Regions from separate parts of the Homo sapiens genome. Here all the other regions are linked to region 2. A link is an interaction called in ENCODE POLR2A ChIA-PET data of the cell type or tissue named here. Cell type or tissue: MCF 10A. All regions are shown on one strand. Each heading gives the region's core, and the rest is flanking DNA. Links, peaks and the distances in the headings are about the cores only.

Region 1 (7,785 bases), core at 893-5,892, 660 kb after region 2:
CTTTCAGAACTCACTGCCAAGAGCCCTGAACAGGTAATGGGATAGGGATACAGATTATCCTGTGAAGTGATATCGATCTGGAAACAGGTCTGGGGAGCTGGAGGGGCTCTAGTGAGGGTTCTGGGAGGGTCTGGGGTTAGTGTGGGGGGGAGCACAGGATATACAGGTGCTAGGAAAGAGCATGGAGTGACCTGCAGTGTGGGAGTCAGGCTGGGTGTGCAGGTGGAGGAACCTGGGGTGTTAGGATCTCAGAGTGTCAGGTGCTGGTGGAGGTCCTGGGTAGTATAGAGGGGTAAGGGTGTTAGGATAGAAACTGGGAAAAGGTCTGTGTCAGACCAGGTACAGGAGAAGCTTGGTGAGATATGGGTTCAGGATCCTGGGGTCTGGCATATCTGGCTGAATATCTGAAGCCAGGGCCAGCCCAGGTGGGCCCAGGGGAAACAAGGCCCTAACTTGCACATGTCTACCTCCCAGGAGCCACCATGCAGTGCTTCAGCTTCATTAAGACCATGATGATCCTCTTCAATTTGCTCATCTTTGTAAGTACGGACATTGTGGACTCTTTGGGGCTCCCTATAGGAGCAGGTCACAAGCTGAGTAGAGACTAAGCTGGGGAATGGGAGACTGCTATGCCCAGGCTTCGTCCTGCATGTGTCCCCTTATGAGTGGGATGCAAAGGTCTCCCCAAATGCTGCTGATTCCTAGTCCCAGCAGCAGCCAGGCTGCCATACAGGTGCGTGTGTGAAAAAGGGGATGGAGAAGCTAGGGGCACCCCCTCTCTCCTACAAAGCTTTAGCCTAGGCTTCAGGCAGGGCAGAGTAAGCTACCAGGAATGATTCTCCACCCTTTATAGGCACTGGGGGCCCAGAAAATAGAAGGGCTCCACCCAAGTTTACCTACCACAGAAGGAAATTCAGTACAGAGGAAATTCTTCTGTATGACGGGGAGCTGAAAGGAGGGAGGGCCTACCTCTCATCAGAGCAACAGTCCTTATTCATTCGACAAACATTCATTGTCTAGGATACCATGATGGGTGCTGGGGTGGCAGGTAAGCAAAGCCTTTCTCTGCCCTGAAGGATCTCAGCTCCGATAAGCCAGATAGGCAGATAATAACAACACAGTGTGTTTGGGCTTAGGACGGAGGTTATGGGAGCCTGAACTCAGCCTGGTTGGAGAATACTTCCTGGAGGAAATAGCTGAAGCTGGGAAATTGCACTTGGTGGGGGAGTTATAAAGCATGCATAAAGGGCCAGAAGTAGTGAAACTTGATATCGTTCAGAAAACCAGAAACAGATTGCATAGGGCATGTTTGAGAAGCTGAGCCATGAGGCGTAAATCCTGGAGATGGTGGTGGAGATAGGGAGAAACGGACAAAGTGGACAAAGGACAAAGCTCTAGGATGATGGCTGAGGGGTAGAAGAAGGGGCAAGGGAGACAGAGGTCTTGGAGATGACGCCCATATCTCTGGCATGAGCAACCCAGATGGCAGGGGGTGGGGCCTGGTTTGTGGGAAGGGGTGTCCCACTAGCAGATGTGTACCCAGTGGAGGTGCAGCTCAGATTGGAGCTGGCCATGGGTATTTGAAAATCATGTGCGCACAGGTAGCCACTGAAGCCATGGGAGTGGATGAGAACACTTGGAAAGTGAACTCTGGGAAACCCAATTTATTAGGGATAAGCAAAAAAAAAAAAAGCCACTGTGAAGGAGATGGAGAAGGAGCAGTGGGAGGGGGAGAGGAAAACAAGGAGAGTAGTACACTAACCACATTAGAGTAGGTTAGTGTAAGTGAAAGTGAGGAAGTGGGCCAGGTGCAGTAGCTCACAACTGTAATCCCAGCACTCTGGGAAGCTGAGGCGGGCAGATTAGTTGAGCTCAGGAGTTCGAGACCAGCCTGGCCAATATGGTGAAACCCCGTCTCTACTAAAAATACAAAAATTAGCTGGATGTGGTGGCGCATGCCTGTAATCCCAGCTACTTGGGAGGCTGAGGAAGGACAATCACTTGAACCCAGGAGGCGGAGGTTGCAGTGAGCCAAGATCACACCACTGCACTCCAGCCTGGGCGACAGAGTTTATGTATGTATTGATTAGTTTAGAAGCGTGGGTAGACTCTCTAGTTCTGATGTGGTCTGTGCCTTGGGCTTCCTTCGGCTGCAGGGAACTTGTGTTTTTGTTGTTGTTGTTGTTGTTGTTTGTTTCTTTGAGACAGGATCTTGCTTTGTCACCAAAGCTGGAGTGCAGTGGCATGATCATGGCTTACTGCAGCGTCAACCTCCTGGGCTCAAGGGATTCCCCTACCTCACTCAGCCTCCTGAGTATCTAGGACTACAGGAGTGTGCCACCATGCTCAGCTAATTAAAAAAAATTTTTTTTGTAGAGGCGGTCTCACTATATTGCCCAGGCTGGTCTCGAACTCCTGGACTTAAGTGATTCTCCCACCTCTGCCTCCCAAAGTGCGGGGATTACAGGCATGAGCCACTGTGCCAGTCCTGAACTAGTCTTTATCCCTGTATCTGGAGGAAGCAATAGGATTCCAGGGATTTGGACAGGAGAGGCTCTGCCCTGAGAGGGTTAAAGGCAAATCCGGTTTGATTTCTGGCCTCTGTTACCCAGACCTTGCCAGGCTGGGCAAAGCAGGATAGGGCAGACCTCCAGCTCCATGAAATTTGACCCTGCAGGCTAGAAGTCCAGCTTTCTGTCCTTGGGCAAACATGCCTGGAATCCAGCCACAATCTGCCACCTCACTTCCCGTTCTAGCCTCAGTTTTTATAGCTGGCAAGTGAGGACTAGTCACCAAGGTGGTGTCAGGCTGATTCATCCACTGAAGCCCTGGGCCGGGAGGCTTTCCTCTAAGATCTGTGGGAACTGCGCAGGGCCCTCCTCAATCTAGGCCTCAGAATTCCCCCTGAGGTTTGGAGTTGAGCTAGACAGCCTTTAAGAGAAGCTCTGGCTGTATTCCCACTGGTACCTCACTTTCCTCTTGTGAGGCAAGGAGGTCTTGTCTACATGAGGGGCGGGCCTGAAGTTGGATTCTGGAGGGGAGCCAAATGGGGCCTCAGGTGGGTGAACCTTCTCAACCTCCTCCCTCTCCAAGGTTGCCAGCAGGTGGAACCTCAGCCTCGCCTCCATTACTATGGTGACTATTGAGCCTGTTCTGCTACCACCCCCGTCTCCACCTATCAGAGGACAGAGGTGTTCTAGGCACCCATAGCCCAGAAAGGAAATAGGAGGCTGGGCCCTCACCTGCCTGTTTTCAATCCTAGCTATGTGGCAGGACCCTGGCAGCAGTGAGGGAAAGTCTTGCCCCTCTGCCCACCCTGAGGATATTTCTAGAACCCCTGATCTCCTTTATATCTGCCCAGGTGTGCAGCCTGGTCCTAGCTATGCATATCCCAGCTCCCATTTTTCTGGCTCTAGAGGATGTTTCCCTCCTTACAGGATGAGGTTTTAGACTCCCTAGCCAATAAAGAGGGAAGTTTCTCGGCTCCCATCCTTCTTACTCAGCTGTGTGGTAGTAAGCTACTTGCCAGCACTGTTTAAGGCCTGCCTGACCTCTCTCTCCCCAGCTGTGTGGTGCAGCCCTGTTGGCAGTGGGCATCTGGGTGTCAATCGATGGGGCATCCTTTCTGAAGATCTTCGGGCCACTGTCGTCCAGTGCCATGCAGTTTGTCAACGTGGGCTACTTCCTCATCGCAGCCGGCGTTGTGGTCTTTGCTCTTGGTTTCCTGGGCTGCTATGGTGCTAAGACTGAGAGCAAGTGTGCCCTCGTGACGGTGTGTGAAACCCAGCTCCACAGGCTGATGACCAAGAGTCCCCTCGCCCTTGACACCAGGCCCTGGGATTCCCAAACCCTGCTTTGGACCCCCCTAGGCTCAGGCTTCTGTCTCACTTTTCCGGGGGGGGGATTAGGGCAAGGAGGGCATGAGGGACTGTCTCTCCCTAAAACCCAGACCCCTGTTCCCCACTCAGTTCTTCTTCATCCTCCTCCTCATCTTCATTGCTGAGGTTGCAGCTGCTGTGGTCGCCTTGGTGTACACCACAATGGTGAGACACTGGGATGGAGGAAGGGAAGAAGATTGGGCAAAACCCTGGGAGTGGGCTGTGGCCTGTGAATGGCCACCTTCTGTACCAGCCCCTAAACACTGGCCTGCCTCACCCAGGCTGAGCACTTCCTGACGTTGCTGGTAGTGCCTGCCATCAAGAAAGATTATGGTTCCCAGGAAGACTTCACTCAAGTGTGGAACACCACCATGAAAGGGGTAAGGTTGGCTGGGGGAGGTTTTAGGGTGGAGAGAAAGAAGCAAGGCCCCACCTCCACCCTCATCTTGTCTCCAGCTCAAGTGCTGTGGCTTCACCAACTATACGGATTTTGAGGACTCACCCTACTTCAAAGAGAACAGTGCCTTTCCCCCATTCTGTTGCAATGACAACGTCACCAACACAGCCAATGAAACCTGCACCAAGCAAAAGGCTCACGACCAAAAAGTAGAGGTGTGGGCTGGCATGAGTGGGTGGGGACTGTTTTCATGGCCTCAGAGTGGCAAACGGGGATGGGAGTAGGGCAGCTGCCAACTATAAATGCTCTTTTCTCTTCCTGAAGGGTTGCTTCAATCAGCTTTTGTATGACATCCGAACTAATGCAGTCACCGTGGGTGGTGTGGCAGCTGGAATTGGGGGCCTCGAGGTAAGCAGATGAGGAGGCTGGGACTGGGACATGGGCATGAGACCAGGGCTGCTCAACCCATCTGAGGCCTCTCTGGAGGAAACAGACTTCTAACTGGGCCTCAGGTAGGGTGTCTGTGGGACAGGCTTCAGGATCCCTATCATGTTCCCTCATCTCTCCCTGTTCCTCCCTCTCCAGCTGGCTGCCATGATTGTGTCCATGTATCTGTACTGCAATCTACAATAAGTCCACTTCTGCCTCTGCCACTACTGCTGCCACATGGGAACTGTGAAGAGGCACCCTGGCAAGCAGCAGTGATTGGGGGAGGGGACAGGATCTAACAATGTCACTTGGGCCAGAATGGACCTGCCCTTTCTGCTCCAGACTTGGGGCTAGATAGGGACCACTCCTTTTAGGCGATGCCTGACTTTCCTTCCATTGGTGGGTGGATGGGTGGGGGGCATTCCAGAGCCTCTAAGGTAGCCAGTTCTGTTGCCCATTCCCCCAGTCTATTAAACCCTTGATATGCCCCCTAGGCCTAGTGGTGATCCCAGTGCTCTACTGGGGGATGAGAGAAAGGCATTTTATAGCCTGGGCATAAGTGAAATCAGCAGAGCCTCTGGGTGGATGTGTAGAAGGCACTTCAAAATGCATAAACCTGTTACAATGTTGCCAGTTGGACTCTTCATGTATCCTTGGGGAGAGGGGCCTAAACTGGCCACGGATTCCTGTGGGGCTGCCAACTCAGAAGGCCCTGGAAAGGAGGGAAGTAGGGTGGGGTTGGGGGTCAGAAGTGGTTATTTCTCCCCTTCATTTGGGTTCCAGGCCTTGGAGGGAAACTAAGAGGGATGGCTGAGAGGGCATGAAGAAGTACAGTTGGGTTAGGCCAGTCTGCCTCCTTATAAAGGGGAGAACTTTGGACTGAAACTACCCCCTCCTGGGTAGGGGCACTGGACTGGAAAGCTATGAAAATAACAAGCTTGTGACGAATTCTTACCAGGGCAATGGGAAAGGGTCACTCCTTAGGTTCTGGGAAGCCCTTCAGGAGCCCCCTTCCTAGGGTCCAGGCTGCCTGCCTTTCCCACTCAGGCAAAACCCCAGATCTGTCCCTGCTTCTGGGATCTCAGCAAGCACTTCATTTTTTCGTTGCTGCTGGCCTACCTGGTGTTCTTCAGACCTCACCTCTTTTTCTTTTCTTTTCTTTTTTTTTTTTTTTTTTTGGGACAGAGTTTCGCTCTTGTTGCCCAGGCTGGAGTGCAATGGTGTGATCTCGGCTCACTGCGGACTCTGCCTCCGGGTTCAAGCAGTTCTCCTGCCTCAGCCTCCTGAGTAGCTGGGATTACAGGCACCTGCCACCATGCCCGGCTAATTTTTGTGTTTTTTTTTTTTTTTTTTTGAGAGAGTCTCGCTGTCGCCCAGGCTGGAGTGCAGTGGCGCGATCTCGGCTCACTGCAGGCTCCGCCCCCTGGGGTTCACGCCATTCTCCTGCCTCAGCCTCCCGAGTAGCTGGCACTACAGGCGCCCGCCACCTCGCCCGGGTAATTTTTTGAATTTTTAGTAGAGACGGGGTTTCACTGTGTTAGCCAGGATGGTCTTGATCTCCTGACCTCGTGATCCACTCACCTCGGCCTCCCAAAGTGCTGGGATTACAGGCATGAGCCACCGTGCCCGGCCACGCCCGGCTAACTTTTTATATTTTTAGTAGAGACAGGGTTTCACCATGTTGGCCAGGCTGGTCTCGAACTCCTGACCTCAGGTGATCCACATGCCTCAGCCTCCCAAAGAGCTGGGATTACAGGCGTGAGCCACCTCACCTGACCTAGACCTCATCTCTTCTTTAGCCCTAACTATCCCTATGCTCCAGGTAGGAAACTAGGGATCGGAAAGGCCAAGATACTTGCCCCAGTCCCACAGGCTTCTGTGAAGAGCTCAGCCTAGATTTGGGCCCAGAACTCCAGCACCTGGTGTAGTCCTGGCTGACATGGTACTAGTTCCACTTGAAGGGGCAGCTGGCCAGAATGTCTGATATAGACCTGATCACTGTTGAGCCAGGAGTGAGAGGCCTGAGGGAGGCTATGGCAAGAGGGTACAGTGTCTGCTACCAAGCAAAGCCCAGCCTAACAAACCAGTCCCCCTCCTTACTTCCCTTTGACCCCTGTAACTCTCTTCCTGAGCTTTTCCAGGGCAGCCCAGAACCACCACCCCCTTGCTGAGCCCAGAAAGGAAGAGGGACCTGGCCAGAACCAAACAGTGCCTTAGAGCTGGTCTGTGAGGGCCAGACCAGGAGCCTGCTAGGGTGCGGGACAGGGGGAGGAGCTAGCCTGCCTCACCCCTTCACCACCATACTGTGCCTCTCACACTTCTCCTCTGCCGTGTGCCTGTGTGGAGGCTGCATGGGATTTGTTTGCCCAGGGCGGGCCTCTACCTCATCATGGGCTAATTGCTGCTCAACCTGGCTGTTGTGCCACCTCAGGCACTATATCCAGCTCCAACAAACACTGAAGGCGTCAGGGTGGCGAGATATGTCCAAGCGACATACCACCCATGCTGTCACCGAGTTGGGCTCCAAGCACCTGTGAAAGAGGCAGGGCAGAGAGCAGGCAGGAGGGCTGGAGTTCCAGCTGGAGTTCTGTACTTGTACAGAGGCAGGCAGACCCTTTCTGAAGAGGTGCTCCACACTCATCCTCCTGACATTAGGCCCTTCACAGATCCCTTAAATGTTCTTTTCCCTGCCGTAGGCTTTCTCATTCACTCCCTCTGGACAATCCCATCCATTTTCTGGTGCCCCTATGACTAACTTAGATCTTCCTAACCTCTTTGGGTTACTGGCTATGTGAGAATCTGATGAAGACCATGACCCATTTCTCCACAAAAATGCCCAGATAGAGAATTCTGAATAGCAAAGTGCTCTAAGGGCCATAGACACCCTTGCTCCTACATCTCCATCTGCACCCTAGCCCGTCTCTTGAATGATGCCTGCCCAGTCCTGTCCCATCCACTTCCTTCCCACCCCTACTATGCACACCTGCTCTCTCATTTCCTCTTCCAACTCCCCAGTATCCCTTTTTGTTCTCTCCTGCTCTGTCTCTGGGGACAGGTGCCCGGCCCAGGCAAGATAAGCAG
Region 2 (7,785 bases), core at 903-5,902:
CCCAGAGAGGTAGAGGCTGCAGTGAGCCATGACTGCGCCACTGCACTCCAGCCTGGGTGACAGAATGAGACCCTGTCTCAAAAATAAAAATAAAGAAAGAAAATAGACGAGGAATACTGAAAAGATAATTGAGCTAGTATGTCCAGACATAATGAAGCATGTGGTTTCTCCAGAAGTGGTTTGGTCCTAGGATATATACCCTGTAATCACTTGATAATCACCACTTCAACATGAAGGTAACAACCTAAATACTTCTTCCTAGGAGACAAAACATTTTACAGTCAAACAACATTGACACAAATCTAACAAGCCACCCCTAGAATATAAAATAACTCCATCTCAATGAGCCCAGTGTTAATTCTCTCACCTTTGTAGTCAGACAGGCTGATATCTTTAAACTGACCATCTGGCATAACAGCTGTGGCTTTGAAGTTGGGGGCAGGGTGCCCAATTTTAGCATTTCCTGAAGACATCTTCCTATCAGCTAGAAATAACAGAAATGAATTAGAAACAAGCCTTAATTTTCTACATAACCAGCAGCCTTCACCTACTTAAAGAGACTTAGCTGTAAACAATCAAGGCATTGTCCAGTGTCCCTGAATACATTAAATGTTGTTTTAGTAAGAAGCTCCAGCCAGCAGTCAAGGGTCACAGTCTGAGCTTTCCAACTTTTGGAACGAAACAAGTCTCTGAATCTCAGCCTTTGTTTTCATTTAAAAACAGCAAGGCAATTTCTTTATATACTGAGATAACCTCTCATTCTTTCTGAACCATAATTAGTGCAGTGGCATCTTATTCATTATACAGAAGCAGAGAGAGAGGCAGATGAAGACTCTCAAACCAGAATCCAAATGCACAATGCCACAAACACTTTTGTTTGGCTCCCCAAAAGTCACGTTGACCTTTCCCATCACTGTGCCTCCACCTGCCTTCATAACATCAGAAGCATATTTGACTTTTCTCCAGGTAGCTTTGTCCAAGACAGCACACAACCTATAACTAATTCAACTTGTTTTATTTGTTTTTGTTTTGTTTTGTTTTTTTGACGGAGTTTCGCTCTTGGGGCCCAGGCTGGAATGCAATGGCATTATCTCGGCTCACTGCAACCTCCACCTCTCAGGTTCAAGGGATTCTCCTGCCTCAGCCTCCATAGTAGCTGGGATTACAGGCGCAGGCCACCACACCCGGCTAATTTTTTTGTACTTCTATTAGAGACGGGATTTCTCCATGTTGGTCAGGCTAGTCTCAAACTCCTCACCTCAGATGATTGCCCAACTCAGTCTCCCAAAATGCTGGGATTACAGGCGTGAGCCACCGCGCCCTTCCAGTCAGTCCAACTTTTAAGAGGCAAGACCACTGGGCGCAGTGTCTCACACCTGTAATCCCAGCACTTTGAGAGGCTCAGGCGGGCGGATCACCGGGTCAGGAGTTCGAGACCAGTCTGGCCAACATGGTGAAACCCCGTCTCTACTAGAAACACAAAAATTAGTCGGGCGTGGTGGTGCATGCCTGTAATCGCAACTACTCAGGAGGCTGAAGCAGGAGAATCACTTGAACCCGGGAGGCAGAGGTTGCAGTAAGCTGAGATCGCGCCACTGCACTCCAGCCTGGGCAACAGAGTGAGACTCTGTCTCCAAAAAAAAAAAAAAAAAAAAGAGGCAAGACCAAGATATTGATTGGCATCTGCTTAATTTCAAATCTTTAGGTATTGTGTAAGCCCTAGAATTCCCTTCACCATTTGTGAAGGTGGGTTCCTGACTTTGGGGCTAATATCCCAGGGCGAAAACAAGTATAAGAATCAATTTACTGCTGAAAAGGAAGGTTGCACTGGATTCACCCAGATCAACACCAAGATTAGTATTGAGATCTTGGCCAAGCGCTGTGGCTCAAGCCTGTAATCCCAGCACTTTGGGAGGCCGAGGCAGGCAGATCACCTGAGGTCAGAAGTTCGAGACCAGCCTGGCCATCATAGTGAAACCCCGTCTCTAACAAAAATACAAAAAATTAGCCGGGGGTGGTGGCACGCGCCTGCAGTCCCAGCTACTCGGGAGGCTGAGGCAGGAGAATGGCGTGAACCCGGGAGGCGGAGGCTGCAGTGAGCCGAGATCCAGCCACTGCACTCCAGCCTGGGCGACAGAGCGAGACTCCGTCTCAAAAAAAAAAAAAAAAAAAAAATACAAAAATTAGCCGGGGCTTGGTGGCACAAGCCTGTAATCCCAGCTACTCCTAAGGCTGAGGCAGAAGAATTGCTTGAATTCGGGAGACAGGGGTTGCAGTAAGCCGAGACCGCGCCACTGCACTCCAGCCTGGCCGACAGAGCGAGACTCTAGCTCAAAAAACAGAGATTTAACCCACTAAGCCGCGGTCTGAAAGCTTTTCCAAGTCCCAAAGTTCTTAGTTCACAATACCACAAGCAAAAGAAATTTTGTAAGCATGGATCTTAGCAAACTTTTAACTGTTTTTTAAAAAGTCCTTAACACCTTTAACGACAAAAAACAAAAACCAAAAACTAAGGCATGCTGCAACTTGGTGCCCCCAAATGGCCTTCTCGTCCAATCCTTCTTTCCCAAGTGGCCCCCAAGTACAAAACCCAACCAATTCGGGGTAAAGGCTGCTGGGATTCAGGCCGCCACCGGGCCCCTTCAGGGGATCTGCCCAGCGTAGAGGGCCACATCCCTAAACCCCACTTCAGGTGCCCCCTGTCCCTCCCCAGCACTGGAGAAAGCACCAGCAGAGAGAGTGCTTCAGCGGGGACATTTGGGCTCATCGCTAACTCCATTCCACGTACAGGAAAATAAAGACGGGGAAAGGGTACCCGAAGCTCCGCAGCTAGTCAAGGCTCAGGACCCGGAACAGCCAAATACATAGAGGCTGTCTTCTACAGCCACGAGTCTGGATACAGGTCCATTCCAGAAGCTTCCCGAACCCACCCCGTCCGGCAGGAGGCTAGTCTCGGAGACCCCCACCACCAGCCCGCCCAGACGCCGCGCCACGTGCTCGAGTTGCCGGGGGAAGACTCGACTCGAGTCCACGCTTGCCTTGGGGTTCAACCAGGTTCCCGCACCTACGTGGGGGGCCCACGAGAGGGGTGTGCGCAGCGCTCAAGCAGTCTCGGACTCCGGGCCTCCCCCGGCTGCCTCACGCATCACAGCACCCCCACCCGAGCGCGGGCGGGCCCCGGACAGGAGGAGGAAGAGGCAACAGGCAAGAAGGGCGCGCCGCGCCTCACTCCGCAGGGGCCGCACTGCCCACACTCACCAGTCCCAACACAAGTCGCAGAAACTAACCACCGACACCAGGCAAGAACAAGACGCGCAAGAGCTCTCCGGGGCGCTGCCTTTATAGCCAGTAGGGATCTCGCGAGAGTCGGAACGGACGGGGGTGCCGGAGGAGGAGAGAGAGGAGGGGGATGTGGCCCGAGCCCCGCCCGGCGCGCCCCGCCGGAATGACTCGGCGCTTTCCCTCGTTGGGGCGGGTGCGGAAAAATACTAATACCCCACCCTGTTGCGGATGGCTGAGGTTGGAGTGAGGCGCCCTTGTGGCCGCTCCCGAACCCGAACGCTTAGGTTAATCCTAGATCTCTGCGGAAAACCAGGATTCTCTTTACTTCCAGGACCACTACGCACTGTGCCCTCAATGCCCAAACTGGAGTAAGCGTCTTAGCTGCTGCCCACGGAGGACCACGTCTAACCACACCAAGCCATGAGAACTGTCTATCCAAATATTTCTTAAGTTCGCAGCCTTAACCCCAGCGCAGATCCTCAGTAACCCTCATGGCTTAGATAGCTTCCTTCATTGTTCTCTTTAATTACAGGGTTGCTGCTTTCTGTTGTAAAGGAAAATAAAATATCAGGACTCCTAAACTTACGCCAGAGGGAAAGTTCATCTTGGGAGGCTGATTCAGTTACACGACCATCCTCTCCCCGGATGAATAATTTGACTTTACAATCTTGAGTCAAAACATTACACATTAGCCAGACCCACACGGTAAGGCAAAAGGCCTCAGACATTTCCTGATGACTACCCCCCACAAACACACATACACAAAATCATAATTAATTATTTGCTCCCCTGGAAACCTTTAAAGTATGTAGCCTCCCATAAAACAAGGACGTGTCAATTGCAACTAGATCTACAATATAAAGTCTAGTTCCTAAAACTAAAGTTTGTTCTATTCCACATTTTTTTGAGACGGAGTCTCACTCACCCTGTCGCCCAGGCTGTAGTGCAGTGGCACGGTGTTGGCTTACTGCAACCTCCACCTCCCGGGCTCAAGCGATTCTCCCGCCTCACCTCCGGAGTGTCTGGGACTACAAGCACGCACCACCACGCCCAGCTAATTTTTTGTATTTTTAGTAGAGACGAGGTTTCATCATGTTGGCTAGGCTGGTCTCCAACGCCTGACCTCAGGTGATCCGCCCGCCTTGGCCTCCCAAAGTGCTAGGAATGTAAGCGCGAGCCACCGCACCTGGCCTCTATTCCACAAATTCCATAAATGTTCACTACTAGATTACCTTTCTACTAGACTACTTTCTACCTTTCTAGTAGTACCTTACTACTAGATTACCCTGAGTCCACCACATAATTGTTTTCTTCCTCCATTCCCTTTTTCTTCAAACATTCACCTTATCTTATGTAAAAATGTAGATTTAGGCCACCTAGGAGGGCGGATCATAAGGTCAGGAGATCGAGACCATCCTGGCCAACATGGTGAAACCCTGTCTCTGCTAAAATACAAAAACTTAGCCGAGTGTGGTGGCGCGCCTGTAGTCCTAGCTACTTGGGAGGCTGAGGCAGGGGAATCGCTTGAACCCGGAGGCAGAGGTTGCAGTGAGCCGAGAGCACCACTGCACTCCAGCCTGGCAACAGAGCAAGACTCCGTCTCAAAAAACAAAACGTAGATTTCCTGAGCATTAGCTAAAGTCTTTGCCTCAATCTTTCCCACCCCCACTTTTCAAGGAAAATGTATAAATACTAAAAACCTCCTGAGAACCTCTTGGGAAGAAACAGCCACAAAAGTGTCTGTGACATGGTTTAGTCAGTTTAGTCACTCATTTCAATTAACACTATCTCTTATCCATCCCTTCCACTGCAGCTGAAGGAAATCTTTCTGAAGTCTGATCATGTCACTGTTATTCGTGGTTTAAAAGCTGGGGAAGAAACAGCCACAAAAGTGTCTGTGACATGGTTTAGTCAGTTTAGTCACTCATTTCAATTAACACTATCTCTTATCCATCCCTTCCACTGCAGCTGAAGGAAATCTTTCTGAAGTCTGATCATGTCACTGTTATTCGTGGTTTAAAAGCTGGGGCTAAAGAAAGAAAGAAAGTAAAATTTAAAAAGAAAAGAAAAATAAAAAATAAAATAAAAGCTGAGGCTCTGTAGTCAATTTACTGAGTTAAAACTCCTCACTGTCAGGGCCGGGCGCGGTGGTTCATGTCTGTAATCCCAGCACTTTGGGAGGCTGAGGAGGGCAGATCACCTGAGGTCAGGAGTTCGAGACCAGCCTAACGTGGAGAAACCCCATCTCTACTAAAAATACAAAATTAGCCACGTGTGGTGGCGCATGTCTGTAATCCCAGCTACTCTGGAGGCTGAGGCAGGTGAATCGCTTGAATCAGGGAGGCAGAGGTTGCAGTGAGCTGAGATAGCGCCATTGCACTCCAGCCTGGGCAACAAGAGCGAAACTCTGTCTCAAAAAAAAACACACACACACAAACACAAAAACTCCTCACTGTAATTTTAGGTGTGAACTTGGGCAAGTCTTAAACTCATTAAACCTTACTTTTCTCAACTGTAAAATGGGAATAATATTAATACTTTATTGTGATTATCTATGTAGTTCAGTACAGTACTTAGTTCTTATTATAAATTAGAAATGTTAGCTGCTATTAGTATAACTCTTCCATCCTTCACACTTATAACACCCAGAACACAGTGTAGTTGTTTCAAGCCTTCAGACTTTTTTTTTTAAGATGGAATTTCGCTTTTCTTGCCCAGGCAGGAGTGCAATGGCACGACTTCTGCTCACTGCACCCTCCACCTCCAGCGTTCAAGCAATTCTCCTGCCTCAGCCTCCCAAGTAGCTGGGATTACAGGCGCCCACCACCACGCCCGGCTAATTTTTTGTATTTTTAGTAGAGACGGGGTTTCAGTATGTCAGCCAGGCTGGTCTCAAACTCCTGACCTCAGTTGATCTACCTGCCTCAGCCTCCCAAAGTGCTGGGATTACAGGAGTGAGCCACTGAGCCCGGCCGCCTTCAGACTTTTGTTTGAACCTGGAAAACTCTTTCCCTGGAGAAAACATGTCTTTCAGCATTACTTTCTCTCCGGCTGTTTCTTACCTTTACTCATTCCCAGGATTTACAATTCCCCTCCTTTGTGTCCAAACAATAGCTTGTATAGCCAAAAAAATCTTTTAAGCAATTTTAGTTTTACATTTCTTCCTCTGCCTGCTAGAGTGACTTTCTGGAGAGTAGGATGTGGGTGACATCTGTCTCTGTGTCCCCAAAGTCACAACAAAGCATCTGATATAAAATAGGAGCTCAGTCAGTGAGCATTCAATCAATAGTATCATGTTTCTGTCTCTGTCCCCAGCTCCCTCACTAACTCCCTTGGCCCTTATAGTGGGATAATGAATGAGGAAGTGCTGTCTCATGCTCATTGAGCATCTCAATTTTTGTTATTTATCATACTACTTTGCATAGACGTGATTTATTTGCTTTTTCCTTCTTTGCCTGAGGCTGAATAGTTAGTTGGCATTATTCCTTTTTTTAATTTTTATGTAACTTTTATTCTTTTTTATCAGGCAGCCACCCGAGCCAGCAGCCAGCGTAGGCTCAGAGAGACTCCCCTTTCTTTCTTGCAGGAGCAAGGGCAGCATGAAAGTTCAGAGCTTAATAATGGATGGTTATTGGCTATGGGCAGGCTAAACCAATACACAGTACATACAGTCATACTTCAGCCCAAAGAAAATTGCCACCTATTGTATTCACCATATGCCAGGCATTGGGCTGGGCACTTGAGTTTATTTTTCTAATTCAAGAACAAGGCCAGGCACGGTGGCTCATGCCTGTAATCCCAGCACTTTGGGAGGCTAAGGCGGGCAGATCACAAGGTCAGGAGTTTGAGACCAGCCTGGCCAACATGGAGAAATCCCATCTCTACTAAAAATACAAAAATTAGCTGGGTTTCGTGGTGTGCACCTGTAGTCCCAGCTACTCAGGGGGCTGAGGCAGGAGAATCTCTTGAACCCAGGAGGCGGAGGTTGCAGTGAGCCGAGATCGCGCCACTGCACTCCAGCCTGAGTGACAGAGTGAGACTCCGTCTAAAAAAAAAGAACAAAAGCCGGGCATGGTGGCTCAAGCCTGTAATCCCAGCACTTTGGGAGGCCAAGGTGGGCAGATCATGAGGTCAGTAGTTCCAGACCAGCCTGACCAACATGGTGAAAACCTGTTTCTACTAAAAATACAAAAATTAGCTGGGCGTGGTGGCAGGCACTTGCAATCCCAGCTACTCAGGAGGCTGCAGCAGGAGAATCACTTGAACCCGGGAGGCAGAGGTTTTAGTGAGCTGAGATCCCGCCACTGCACTCCAACCTGGGCAACAGAGCAAGACTCTGTCTCAAAAAAAAAAAAAAAGAAAAAAGAAAAAAAGAAAAGAAAAAAGAACTAAAAGAGAGTGGAGCACATTTGGCATGTGACTATAGTCCCAGCTACTTGGTAGGCTGAGGTGAGAGGATCACTTGAGCCCTGGAGTTTGAGCCCAGCCTAGGCAGTGCTGCAA
Region 3 (7,785 bases), core at 893-5,892, 170 kb before region 2:
CATCATCTCCTTCCCCTCCCATTTGTTTCTGGACCTGGGATCCTGGCAATCACAACCCTAAGAGGAGAAGGCCCCACATCCGAATTTCCTCCCTTAGGGTTAGGTTGGGCTCCCTGGTCTAATCTCTTACCCCTGGCTGTGGGCTGCAGCTTCCTATCCCTCTCCTGCTCTTCTTCCTGTAGGCGGCTCAGAATTTCCTCCAGGGTCTTCCCAATCTCCACAAAAGATGGGCGCAGTTTGGGATCCATCTGTAGGTATCCACAACAGCCATGAGCTCTGCCCTCCATCTCCCACCCCAAAGATGGCATTTGAGTCTATTTCTGGCATCTTTGAAGATTCAGATGTGCAGCTGAGAGACCTTTTCTAAAGGCCCCAGACAATGAAGGTGATCCCTACAGTTCAGGTCAGGGAAAACACTACTGTCTACTACCCTCCCTGTCTTAGTGTTTGTCTTATCACCTTGTCACAGAACCTTCCAAAAGTATGCTCATATTAGTTTATTCTGTTCTTGAGTTCTGCTCCTAATGTGTTTCTGGGAGGTATCTGAACAAAGCCCACCTACCCCTTGATCCTAACAGGTAAGGTCCAGCCCCAGAGCTACATACATGAAGGCCAAGAAGAGCCTTTCTCATATGCCTCAGGACCAGTTGGATCCACAGTCCAACAATAAAACCGGACCAGAGTTCCATCAACACCTAACGCAAGGAGTGATGGGTCTACCCTACAGGTTGAGGACCAGATAATACAAAACAACTTCTTTCTTTCCTTTGTCCAGAGCTCTGAATAGGTTAGCTGCCAGAGGGAGGAGGAGGAGGTGTGGTTGCTGTCACTACAGTGAAAATGAGGTCCCTCATGAAGCTAATTAGCAGCCTCTCTGTACAGTCCTAACCAGGTGAAAAGGGTTCAGCCAGCCCCTGATGAAAGGCAGAGGGAGAAAGACACTCACGTTACAGCAGTTGAAAGTAAGTTGCAGAAAATCTGGGGGACAGTCTCCCACCATGTGCTGGAAAGCATCATAGTCCAGCCCGAAATTCTGTGGATGGGTATGGAAAGCATAGGTAGACAGTTCATTAATCCCCCCACCCATCCTAGCCTGCTCAGTAGAAGTGGTTGGGAGCTGCCCCTGACAACCAGCAACAGAGAGTTCCAGCAAGTCCATCCCAGGGACAGAACAGTTCCATTGCTTCAAACTAGCCCCATCAGTGGCAATGATCCCCATGCTTGCAGCTCACCTCTGTGCGGGGAAGATAGTCCGGATCGGCCTGGATGCGGGCGATGATCTCGCAGAGGATGATACCATAAGAGAACACATCTGCCTGGTGGGTAGTCGGACTTTGGTTTCCCTCTTAATGGGTTGAGGGGTAGGGTATCTGCCCCTGCCCCTGCCTCCCCTGCACCCCACCATCTAACAGCCCAGGCCTGGGCCATATTGCCCATACTTCATCCCAGTCAGTCACTGGGCAGCTGCCAGGTACCACCACTGCTCTTGGTAGGAACATCTTGGACACTCTGCTAAGAGTGGATTCTAGGGAGAATCAGCCGAGCGCGATGGCTCATGCCTGTAATCCCAGCACTTCAAGAGGCCGAGGTGGGCAGATCACTTCAGGTCAGGAGTCTGAGACCAGCCTGGCCAATATGGTGAAACCCTGTCTCTACTAAAAATAAAAAAATTAGCTGGGCGTGGTGGTGCATGCCTGTAATTCCAGCTACTTGGGAAGCTGAGGCAGGAGAATAGCTTGAACTCGGGAGGCAGTAAGCCGAGATCGTGCCACTGCATTCCAGCCTGAGCAACATAGTGAGACCATCTCAAAAAAAAGAAAAAGAAAAAAGGAGAATCAGGCCTTGAGATCCTCCAAACTTACCTTTTCATTATAGGGCTCATCTCGGAGAACCTCAGGTGCCATCCAGAATGGGGAACCCACCACGGCCAGCTTCTCACTCCCCATGCTGTGGGGTGAGATTATACAGAAAATGAGCTTGCCAATGGCTGGTGCAATGGAATCTTTTGACCATTCCTCCACCTCAAGGATGGGTACAGACGAGGACTAAACAAATTTAGGGAGCTGAGGTTGAGCTGTGACCAAGTCCTGGCCTCTGGGGAGGAGGCTAGAATTTTCCCTTAGCTTCAGCCCCCTGTCCCTTGGACCCCAGCATCCAGTAGGGCTACACACCTGACATCGGGGATCTTCTCAGCCAGGCCAAAGTCAGCTACCACTGCAGAGTAACCATTCTCATCCCTCTTTATCAGGCAGTTCTAGGGTTCCCAGGAAGGAAGAGAAAATAATGTGGCTCAGAAGCGGGGATCAGCCATAGAGTTACCACCCATTCCCCCCTTCCTATCACAGGGCACCTTGTCCTCTGCTCCTTGGTGAACCGCACTCAAGCTGACCCCACTGGTCAGGTCAGGGGCTCTAAGACAGCCAGGTGAGATGAGTTAGTCCTGGGTCTTGGGTGGCTGTCCTAGGATACACTTCACATTCCAAACACAATTACTCATCTTTGCTTTCTAAGTGCTAGGCATAATTTTAAGTGCTAGAAATAGCTAGATGAAAACAACCAAAACCCTTGTCCTCTTGGAGCTTGCAATATAGGGGAGAACAACAGACTATCAGGCCCCTGGCCTCCCTTCCTCCTTCCTCAGAAACACAGACCCAAAGCCCAGGCCTGACCTTGCCAACTTGATATAAGCACAAGACAAGTGTCTAAGCCTTCACTAACCTTCACTGTCCACAAGATCACAACCAACCTCTTCTCTGGCATTAAAAGTCTATGATCTGGCTTTATCCAACTGGCCTAGCCGCTGTCCCCCTGTTCCTGGTGCCCCTATGCACATATCCTCATCCAAACTTGTCACAGACAAGCTTGACTTACCAAACCTGAACAGGTCCTTCAAGCCTTTGCCTTTGCTTACATTGTTCCCTTTCATTTGAAATATTCTCCCAATTATCCTTTTCACCTAAGAAAATTTTGTATTTTAAGGCAAGCTACCTTTTTAGCCATGACCTCATCTTTCTCCCTCTCATCTCAACTCTTAGCTCCTCCTCTATGCCACTCCTCTTACAGTCTAGCAGAAAAGCTATGAACCCCTCAGGAGCAAGTTCTGGTTTGCCTTCCTTCCTCACAGCTTTCAATTCATGAGACAGGCTGAGAACATGCTCACTGAAAAAATGCTGTCTTCAGGTCAACCCAAGTGACCTGTAAATAAACAAAAAGCGGCAACCAGCTCTCCCCAAATAGCTGCTTTCAAAATAGCCCTACACTGCTCTGGCTCAAGAGGCACCTCACCCCACCCGCTTCCTTCAGAATAGCAGAGAGCAGGGATCCTTGGCTCACAGAAACACTTCTGGAGCCAGCAAGGCCCCATCTGACCCAAACCAGCCCTCCCTCTTCCTTGCCAGCCTTGGTATCTAGTTGCTAAGACATGCCAAGTCACCTCCTGCTTACTCCTGTCAGGTACAAATCAATCCCTTACTCTGGCCTTGACATGATTACACTATTTCCCTTCCCCAAGCTGGAAGGAGCCGTGATTTCATCACTTCTACCCTGGATCACAGGTAGACATGCCTCATCTCTGGCTTCCAGGAAGGACAGTTCTTGTGCTTGTCCTGGCTTTGGCTCTCTAATCAGTCCTGCTGGCTCAGCACTCGCAGCTCCCTGACTTTGACTGTCTGTGAGAAGATGGGCCCTAGGCCAGCCTGCCTATTAGCCAAAGCCCCAGCTATAGGGCACCAGCCTGTGAGGCAGTGGCAGCTCAGATATGTCACCTATGTCTCTTCCCTCCTAGAAGACTTTTGAGTGAGGTAGCCCTGCCTACACTAAGCAGTAAGAGAGGACCAGTCAGATTTCCCTGAGGCAAGAGGTGACCTTTTCAGTTTCAGAAAACAGCCCAGGCACTGTTGCTGCCTGGTTCCCATTCTTCATTTCCTCACACCTATTATATCACACTGCAACAGTGACTTACATGTTTGCCTCTTCACTGGCAAGGAATGATTTCATTTGCCTCTGTATCTGTAACCTAGCACAGGTACCCAGAAGGAGCTTGGCAAAAGTGTGTTAAATGAAAGTTTAGTCTGATGACTGAAGCAACTGGGCTTCTTTTAAAAGCATGTGTCAAGCTGGGTGTGATGGCTCATGCCTGTAATTCCAGCACTTTGGAAGGCCAAGGCACGTGGATCACCTGAGGTCAGGAGTTCGAGACCAGCTTGGCCAACATGGTGAAACCCTGTCTCTACTAAAAATACAAAAATTAGCCAGGTGCAGTGGCAGGCACCTGTAATCCCAGCTACTCAGGAGGCTGAGGCAGGAGAATCACTTGAATCCGGGAGGCAGAGGTTGCAGTGAGCCAAGATCACACCACTGCACTCCAGCCTGGGTGACAGTGAGACTCTGTCTCAAAAATTAAAATTAAAAAAAGCGTGTGTCAAACGTATACAATAATCATACATTCCACTCTCCATAGTGAGGACTGAGCTGACAAGAGACTCAAAAGGGTGGCCATGGATGCATTTCCTGGAAACCTACACAAATTCTTCAGAACTGGGCCAGATCAGACACCTGAAAGTGCCTGAGGTGTCCTGGAACAGCTGCACAGTCAGTATTAACACTGAATAAAGCCACCTGAGTGAAGAAATGCCAAGTCTATTAACTCATGTTCACTCTAAAGCTGTTTCTGCAACAAAAACAACAAAACACTTTCTATGTGGCTTCACCTCTTTCCCCTCACCCGCAACAAACTGACTCCCTAAACCCAGTTAGGATCAGGCAGGAAAAGACTAAGATTCTACTGAAAGACTGAACAGTTAAGAGGTTCTTTTCATAGCACAGGGAGATCAGTGACCGAACTGCCGGACTCCTAAATGCCTCAGGGACTGTTATATTTCAAGTCTCTTAGAGGATTATCTGTTTTGGTGTGATGTGTCCCATCCCTTGCCCTCAATCCTACCATGTGATCTCATACCTTTACCATAGCTCTTGTGTAATGGCCTGCTGACTTAAATATCTCCACAACTAGAGTAGAGCCCATGGAAGGTAGAGATTGGATTCCCCAATATTGTGCCCTCTAATAGCACAGCATAAATAGTTCCCAGAAGCTGCTGATGGTTTTAATTATAAAAATTAACTTTAGGGTACACTAACAGTCATTCTCTACATCCCTCCAGCATTCAACGTTGTTCCTAATTCATGTTCTCTTCACTCTGAAAATTGGCATTTTCTATTCCTCATTGTGTGGCATAGCCTAAGACCATAACTGAATAGGCTTTTCATTCCAGTGAAATCACCTAAGTGGCTTCTATGCAGTCAACAATAACAACAGAAAAGAACTAAGAACTAAAGGTGCAATTCATAATTCATACTCATTCCCAACAGTAATCACAGAAGATCAGTTGGGCAGTAATGGTATTAAGCAGAAGCAAACTACTTTCTCAGCTGCCCCCAAGAGCCAAGGCTCGGGTATGTGTGTACTGGTTACTTCTAGAGCTACTGATAAAAGCCTGTGTGTGGCTATTGGCACTTCTTCATAGTGCTCACAAACTGAATATTTTTAAAGCCACACTGCCTCCCACTTCCTTCCAAGTAAGTTCTTGGCCTTGCCACTGCAAAAGTCTGTTTCAGGCTGTTTCTTAGAAGTAATTACAAAATTAGACTGAATGGCTATATCTGACAGACATTTTACTCTTAGAGCATTATTGCAGTAGCTGCGGACATGAGTCCTATAAAGGTAATACTACTTTCAGGAGGCACGTTGATAGGAAACTAGGGATCTTTTTGCTTCTAACCACAGGCTTAGGATCATTTGGAAAAAGGCATCTTCTTCTCTCTGTCCTGGTTTACCCACTTGGAACATGTTACCTCTACTTTAAATCCCTCTTGTTAGCTCTGGTCTGAGCAGTGTGGACTGATCGCTCCTGCAAAGTCAAGGACAGCATCTGTTTTACAGACTGGGAGCACGGAGGTTCCAAGGTCACTGAAGTCGTTCAGAGATGGGGACAAAACTGGGCCTGGAACCCAGAATCTCAGCTCTGGAGCAGGCGTTTTGGCCTCTTTGCTATCAAGCCCTTCGCCCTTCCCTGAAATAGGCCCAGGAAGACTTTATACTCTCATAGGCTCTGTGCTAGGTGGTAAGAAAACAAAAGTAAATAAGAGAAGCACTTGAGAAACTCATGCTGGTGGGAGATACAGACACAACAGAACAATCAAGTGATATGGAGTGTATAATATTAAAATATAAGAAAGCCTGATACTGTCCTTAAAGAAATAAGACACAGACCCAAGATGGACTATGAAGAGATAATTTGGAAACCTCCGAGCCCTCTACTGTCCCTTTAGCTTTATTTCTCAGAGATGATAAAAGGGCAATGAACACAGACGGTATCTCAAATTGGACAGTCTGGTTCATAAGACTCACTTGTTTGTCTTCAACTTGAGATCCCCTATAGTGTACTTCCCAGCCTTCCTCTAGAGTTTGCAAACGTCCTTTGTTCTCACCACCTGGAATTATCCTCAAAACCTCCTTAAAGTCCGGACCCAAGAAAGTACAGCCCAGAAATATAGGGAGTTATTTCTCCTATGTTCCTAGTTTCTTGTCTCAAGTCAGTTGACACTGGGAATACCCATTCCCCATAAGGAAAAGCAAAGGGTAGTGGTCTTATCCTATAGTCCAAAAAGGTTATTTTTATAATACAGCACAACAAGCCCAGACAGAACCACACTTGGACACTAGCACAATGGGACAAAGTGCTTTTGGGGCACAGAAGGGAATATGATGAACTCTTAGGGAGTGGGGGCTTTCCTCGAGGAAGCCTAGCTACCCTGGCCTAGAGTGATCTTTCCTGCTCAGAAAACTTGTCGTCTATGTAGCTAAACAATTATAAAATGCTGTGCACTACTTTTTAGTTATTTGCCAACAAAACTGTACATACCTCTAGGTCAGAAGTTCCTCTTTTCTAATATTCCTTCATCCTTGGAGCCAGGTATAGGAGACACTTGTGTGTGTGTGTGTGTGGGGGGAGTATCTGTGTAACTGATACATATTTTGTCACAAACTCCTTCTATCTTAGAAAAAATGGCGCTTTCTGAGTAGGAAGCAAAGATTTGATATCTGAGTTGATTCAGTCCCATCCATTTGCCTGGAACAAATGCAATTTTCTTTTTTTTTTTCTTTTTTTTTTCCAAGACGGAGTCTCGCTCAGTCGCCAGGCTAGAGTGCAGTGGCACGATCTCGGCTCACCACAGCCACCATCTCCTGGGTTCAAGCGATTCTCCCATCTCAGCCTCCCGAGTAGCTGGGATTACAGGCACCTGCCATCATGCCCGGCTAATTTTTGTATTTTAGTAGAGGAAGGGTTTCACCATGTTGGTCAGGCTGGTCTTGAACTCCTGACCTCAGGTGATCTGCCCGCCTCGGCCTCCCAAAGTGCTGGGATTACAGGTGTGAGCCACCATGCCCGGCCTGCACTTTTCTTAGTCTTGGTTTTCCAAAACATTCTGGGGGAGAAGAAATGGCTAATAAAGAGATAAGATATCACCTTCCAGGTCCCAACTGCCTAACTGTCCAGTTCTTACAGACAGTAATGTAGATAAAGGGCTCCTTACAACTAGGCCTCTGCTGGTTCCCAGTTTCTACTTGCCAGTCTTGTGCTCCTTCAGGAACAGTGCAGCTGACTACAAATGACTCTGCCACACACCAAAACCATTCTATGTGAGGCATCCAGGTACTTACTGCTTTAGGCTTTATTGACTCAGTACTGCTGCTTTTGTTCCCTTTCAAGCTTTTTCTTAAGATGG

The links. ChIA-PET counts read pairs that join two places held together with the same protein. Peaks named below come from ENCODE experiments on the same cell type or tissue, not always from the same donor. Only the 100,000 strongest peaks of a DNase experiment are listed, where the experiment ranks them.
Region 1: POLR2A ChIA-PET joins it to region 2 with 13 read pairs; 7 of 35 experiments call an interaction of 5 or more read pairs at or near these places.
Region 3: POLR2A ChIA-PET joins it to region 2 with 21 read pairs; 27 of 35 experiments call an interaction of 5 or more read pairs at or near these places.

What each region holds. Positions count from the first base shown.
Region 1 is chr1:46,180,626-46,188,410 of GRCh38, forward strand. It overlaps TSPAN1 (tetraspanin 1), which reads left to right. Exons shown (of 9, transcript NM_005727.4): 2 at 1-33; 3 at 475-539; 4 at 3,566-3,772; 5 at 3,969-4,043; 6 at 4,160-4,258; 7 at 4,335-4,490; 8 at 4,600-4,683; 9 at 4,861-5,337. The coding sequence starts at 483. The coding sequence ends at 4,908. Among named protein-coding and RNA genes, the nearest start is that of P3R3URF-PIK3R3, 8.0 kb to the left of the region's middle. RefSeq lists an enhancer at 3,972-4,021. In MCF 10A, for the core only: no CTCF peak of the experiment used is centred there; a DNase peak (open chromatin) is centred at 2,776.
Region 2 is chr1:45,518,571-45,526,355 of GRCh38, forward strand. It overlaps PRDX1 (peroxiredoxin 1), which reads right to left and starts at 3,314. Exons shown (of 6, transcript NM_181697.3): 1 at 3,259-3,314; 2 at 368-484. The coding sequence starts at 473. RefSeq lists a silencer at 2,508-2,670 and an enhancer at 3,713-3,792. In MCF 10A, for the core only: no CTCF peak of the experiment used is centred there; a DNase peak (open chromatin) is centred at 3,421.
Region 3 is chr1:45,345,747-45,353,531 of GRCh38, forward strand. It overlaps TESK2 (testis associated actin remodelling kinase 2), which reads right to left. Exons shown (of 11, transcript NM_007170.3): 6 at 2,172-2,254; 7 at 1,863-1,947; 8 at 1,233-1,316; 9 at 947-1,033; 10 at 131-248. Among named protein-coding and RNA genes, the nearest start is that of TOE1, 9.5 kb to the left of the region's middle. In MCF 10A, for the core only: no CTCF peak of the experiment used is centred there; a DNase peak (open chromatin) is centred at 3,455.